Regions from separate parts of the Mus musculus genome. Here region 1 is linked to region 2. Evidence: chromatin contacts called from ENCODE POLR2A ChIA-PET data. All regions are on one chromosome and are shown on one strand. The core of a region is the stretch at or near the end of the contact, and the rest is flanking DNA. Distances in the headings are between cores, read along the strand shown.

The links. ChIA-PET counts read pairs that join two places held with the same protein, here RNA polymerase II (POLR2A).
Region 1: POLR2A ChIA-PET joins it to region 2 with 27 read pairs in embryonic stem cell. The contact joins the promoter of Zkscan5 here to the promoter of Arpc1b in region 2. POLR2A ChIA-PET finds 5 or more read pairs at or near these places in 3 of 5 experiments (Patski and embryonic stem cell).

Annotation. Positions count from the first base shown.
Region 1 is chr5:145,203,186-145,205,885 of GRCm38, forward strand. It overlaps Zkscan5 (zinc finger with KRAB and SCAN domains 5), which reads left to right and starts at 1,374. Exons shown (of 6, transcript NM_016683.2): 1 at 1,374-2,523. The coding sequence starts at 2,110. It also overlaps a transcript of Zkscan14 not described here.
Region 2 is chr5:145,112,889-145,115,706 of GRCm38, forward strand. Arpc1b (actin related protein 2/3 complex, subunit 1B) reads left to right here and starts at 1,368. Exons shown (of 10, transcript NM_023142.2): 1 at 1,368-1,453.

The DNA of each region.
Region 1 (2,700 bases), core at 124-2,623, 90 kb after region 2:
AATTCCACGGTAGTCTGTTTTGGTGGGCCCCTGAAGTGTGACAACAGGTTCTCTGATACTACCAGTATTCGAAGGACTTGGAAAATGATGAAAACGCCTCAAGAGAGGGGTAGATAATTTAAAATGGGATTTACAATTTAGGGTAACAGGCTTTAAGCAAAACTTCTGTCTTCAAACTATTGTTTCTCCCCAGCCGCCTGGCTGCCATGCTCTGGGCGCATCTTTCAGCTTTTCAGCCGATACAGCAACAGGCGCTTTTTTCCCTCTGCTGCATTCGTTTTGTTTGTTTTGTTTTTCTCTTTTTTTCTTCCTTTTTCTCTCTCTTTCTTCCCTCTGCTGCATTCGTTTTGTCTCTTTCTTTCCCTTCCTTCCTTCCTTCCTTCCTTCCTTCCTTCCTTCCTTCCTCCCTTCCTTCCTTCCTTCCTTCCTTCCTTCCTTCCTTTCTTGACAGGGTTTCTCTGTGTAGCCCTGCCTGTCCTGGAACTCACTTTGTAGACCAGGCTGGCCTTGAACTCAGAAATCCACCTGCCTCTGCCTCCCAAGTGCTGGGATTAAAGGCGTGCGCCACCACCGCGCGGCTTGTTTTGTTTTTCAAAAGCTAGTCAAGTGCAGAAGCAATAGAAAAAAAATACGAACAATTAATTGATATAACTTTCGGACTAGACACCCTGATGCCCTTTAACATTAAAAAATTACCTAATGCCTGCGGGGAAGGGGCTTACATGGAGAGCTGTGGAAGTCAAAGGACAATTTTTGGATGTCTCAAGTCCAGGGATCAGCTCATGTCATCAGGCTTGGCAGTAAGAGCCTCTATCACGGAGCCAGTCAGGTCTGCCTCCCCGGCAGCATATTAATAAGCCCTGGAGACAGAGAGCCACAGCCATATTGGCTAGACTTCGCGCGCAGCTCCTTGGGAGATGTAGTCCCGAGAGCCTCAGCCACTCTAGGGCAATAAAGAATCTTTGCGTGTTTAGAAAAGTGGCCAGGATGGTGCAGACCTACTTCAATTCCAGAGTGCTGCGGTGGGTGGGTGGGTGAGGCTGTGCTCGACCAATCAGAGGAGAGAGAGGGTGGACCTATTTTGTTTGTTTGTTTTCCCCGACCGGCCCCCTAGATTCCTACCCTTGAGCTAAGCCCATGCTCTGGTTTTGGGGGTGGGAAATAGATTAGCTCTATTTTCCCCAGGCTCTTGTAGCCTCTTGCTTGAGGGTGACTGATTGGTCAGCTCCACAAGGGGGCGGGCTCAGGAGTAGCTCCTCCTTCCCGCTGTGCTGCTAGGACCTCCGGGATTCCTAGAGAGGCTGCGGAAGCGCTCTTGGGGGTGGGATTTATGGCTGAAGCTCGTACTTGGTTACTTCCGGCGATGAACTGTTGGAAAGTGTCGGACTTGCCTCTCTCTTGGCTTGTGAGAACTCCATCTTCCAAGCCTGGGCTGCGGGGAGTTTGATCTTTGGGTCCCCGGGACTTAAAGACTGGAGAGGAGCTGGTAGGACATTGTGTCCACACTGGAGTCCTGTCCCTAACCTTGACCCGGCTGGTCTCTGTCTCCAGGTCAGGAGCTATTACAAAGAATCCAGGTCCAAATTTTTTAGTATAACCGTACTTCTCATAGAACTAATGAAGTCTTTCGTTTATCTATCAAGCTCTTATGGCTTGAAAGCCAGAATGAGATATGACCATTTTAATGGGTTTCATTCCTATACTGACTTCAGTTTGGCTTATGATCGAGAGAAGAAACGACTCCGTCTGGAATAATTTTGTCCCGTTATTTATATGAGATATGGACTTTCTCATTTTTAAAACTGTTTTAAGTTGGGCCTGATGTCACTTTTTAATGGCCTTTTTTTTTTTTACGTTATTAAAATCTGGACGTAGTCGCTATTAGCTGTTTTATGGGAGAAGTGATGACTAACTTCTCTATATCTTAAAGTGAATGACTTTGTTGAGTGGTTTTTCTTTAGTCTAGATGACGTCGTTGCCACCTCTCTTAGCTAATAATAATTCCAGACATTCCAGTAAGGTTGTTCACTACAAAAAGTGCCCTTTAGAAGAGCAGAGAACAAATCGGGTTAGTGTAACGGGCTAGAGTCTAGAGACTCTTCAGTTGGAATGATAATGACAGAATCCAGGGCAGTTATACACTTAGAGCCTCCCGCTGAGACTTCGCAAGAGCAAGCAGACCTTCTCATAGTGAAAGTAGAAGAAGAGGACTGCTCCTGGATGCAGGGATACAACCGGCCAGTGCTTGAGACTTTTTACCAGCGCTTCAAGCACTTCCAGTACCATGAGGCAGCAGGACCCCGCGATGCTCTCAGCCAGCTCCGGGTTCTCTGTTGTGAGTGGCTGAGGCCGGAGCTGCACACCAAAGAGCAGATCCTGGAGCTGCTGGTGCTGGAGCAGTTCCTCACCATCCTGCCTGAAGAGTTTCAGGCCTGGGTGAGAGAGCATCACCCCGAGAGTGGGGAAGAAGCCGTGGCTGTGATAGAGAGTATCCAGAGAGAGCTGGAGGAGCGCAGACAACAGGTGCGTTGCAAGAGGAAACGGGGACAGTGAGGAAGGAGCTGCCATGCAGTCTTAGCCCTGTGGTGCTTCAGTCGTTCATATTCTGGCTTTGCTGTTGTTTTTGAGACAGCCCCACTATGTATCCTTGGGTGTTCTGGATTTCACTATGTAGACCAGAGATCTCTATGTAGACTCGAA
Region 2 (2,818 bases), core at 118-2,617:
GCACGGGGAACTGAGGCAGGAGAATCACAAGCTCAAGGCCTACGTAACTTCAAGTCCAGCCCCAGAAACTTAAGGAGACTTAAGTGAAGGCTGGGGATGTAGCTCCGTGACTGAGCGTCTGCTGTGTGTGCAGGGCCCTGAGTTTGAATCCCAACACCATTATATATGTATATGTGTGTGTGTGTGTGTGTATACACACACACACATATACATAATCACTGAACATGGGCAGGGTGTTCACTGCAGCAACTGCTCCAAACTTAGAGTATTTTATTACACCAGGCATGATGATGCACTGCTTTAATACCAGAACTCAGAACTTGGAGACACAGACAGAGGCGGATCTCTGAGTTCAAGGGCAGTCTGGCCTACAGAGCTAATTCCAGGGCAATCAGGGCTACACAGAGAAACCCTGGCTCAAAAAAAAAAAAAAAGTATTAATTTATTTACTTACCCTGCGTGTGTGTGTGTGTGTGTGTGTGTGTGTGTGTGTATGTTTACACACTCTAGTTCACTATGGCTGGCATGTGTGTGGAAGTCAGTGCTGGGAGTTCAATTCAGGTCCTTAGGCTGGGCAGCAAGCACCTTTGCCATCTGAGCCATCTTACTGGCCCATTTCTTTGGTTTTTTTGAGGCAGGGTTTCATGTAACCCAGGCTGGCCTTCATCCAGCTCTACAGCCAAGGGTGAACTCGAATCTCATCTCTCTTCCTCCATCTCCCCAGTGCTGGGATGACAGGTGTGGGTTATCACAGGCACCTCTAAGCCAGAATTAGTGATACAGGAGATTGCTGGGAGTCTAGAGAGGAGCTCTCAGAAGGTGGGAGGCACAGCAAAAGGAACTTGAGACGCACCTAACCTGGAAGACCCTTGACCCTGGAGCATCATCACCTGACTGCAAAGCTACTCAGCAACTTGGAGGGAAGTGTGTGGACTTCCGAAGCGAGAAGTCACCTGGAGTGGCAGTGCTCTTCTTCCTGGACGCCAGCGACTCTGCCATCTTTGGGACACAGAGTCTGGGGAACCACGGCTGGGGTGCACCTAGAGTGCGAGGGGCGGGGCAGGAGTCATTAAGTTGCGGGGTGCCTGCGTGTGGCCTCAAAACCTTTGAATTCTTGGTTGCCCGATCTCGGGCTTCCGCCCTCTAAGCGCCCCCCCCCTTCTTCCAGCCTCAGTTTCCCCATTCAGAAAGTAGTTAGGGGCAACAGCGTGCGATCTCCGAACGAATTCTGGGCTGAGCTGGACTTAACTGAGGTCCGGGCGGCTTAGTACCCCGAGGGGTGGGCGGGCCCTGAGATCTGGCCACAGCCGCCCGGGTCCCGCCCCCGGTCCCTGCGGGGCTGTGCCCGAAGGCCCCGCCCCCCGCCCACGAGGAAGTGGCTGCGGCGCTGCGCGGGTCTCAGAGCCGGTTCGGCGCGTCGACTGTCCAGAGTCCGCGGCCGAGGAGACCCGAGGTGAGGGGCGCGGGGTGGTCGCGAGGTGTGTGTGGTGTCTGAGGCCACCTAGAAGTCAGGGGACTCGAGGCGATGTTCGACGGTGAGGGGGATGGGGATGAGAGAGGAGTGGAGAGCCGTGTGCATGGGGGCCTGGTGGGGCTCCCGGCGAGGGTGGGGCTGGCAAGGAGCTAGTGGGGGGCGGCGTTCTGGGGATGCGGGGCGCGGTGGGAAGAATCGCAGAGATTCCCCGCGCACTCGACGCCATCGAGACGGCACAGCCCCAGCCTCGCGCCCCCTCTCCGCTTTCCTGGCCCCGCTTTCGATCCCCGAGACCCGTGTCGCCCCGTTACTTTGGGCGCAGGGCCCCACGCTCAGTCACTTCCCCCTCGGTCCGCAGCCTTCCGGGTTGTTGCGACCGGGAAATGAGCTAGCACCCCTGCCCCGCCTCATCCCCCAGTGACCATACCCGGCAGGGGTCCAGGTTCCTGGTTCCACCCAGCTTGGGCGAGCGGACCCTGGCGGCTCGAGGGGCACCCAGCCAGGCCACCCCGGACAGGGCAGGTCCCGGTGGGGCCCGCAAATAGGCTGGAATCCTGAACTGGGAGCCAGCCCAGGTGCTGGCCATGAAGCTTGTTCCCGCGAGGCAGCTCCAGCCTGGGGCGGTGTGGCTGCTGACGCAGTCGAGCCACCTCGCCTCTCTAGAGCTCAACTTGCCTTGCCTGGAAAATGGGGACCTTCCAGATTTGGAGGCTTAGCTGCCAAATGTGGCTAGTACACTTGGCAGAGTGCCTGCTTGTCTGCTGCTGCAGACCTTATTTCTGCACTCCTTTGAACCTGGCCTTATGAGGTGGGAGGGTGGGGTGGGGTCCGAAGCTGCAGCCCTGCGGGGCGACTTGGAGGGAACAACTTCTTCACGTGGACAATAAAAAAGGAATAGATTTACCACGTGGGCTTCTACTGTAAGAGAATGTGCGGGGCTGGGAGATGGAGCATTGAATAAAAGCACTGACAGGGGTGGAGTTGGGGAGGGGGAATCCTGAGGGTCTGAGTTCGAATACCCCGACACCCATGGGCACTCAAAGACACACAATGAAGCGTGCAAGGCAAAGGTCTGTGTGAATGAAAATTTATTTATTTATTTTGGTTTTTCGAGACAGGGTTTCTCTGTATAGCTCTGGCTGTCCTGGAACTCACTCTGTAGACCAGGCTGGCCTCGAACTCAGAAATCCTCCTGCCTCTGCCTCCCGAGTGCTGGGATTAAAGGTGTACGCTGGTGATTCTTTTTCACTCTGGGTTGTTTTGTTCTTTTAGGCAGGGTCTCCTCCTTTCCCCTGGACTCGGGTTCTCTCTCTCTCTCTCTCTCTCTCTCTCTCTCTCTCTCTT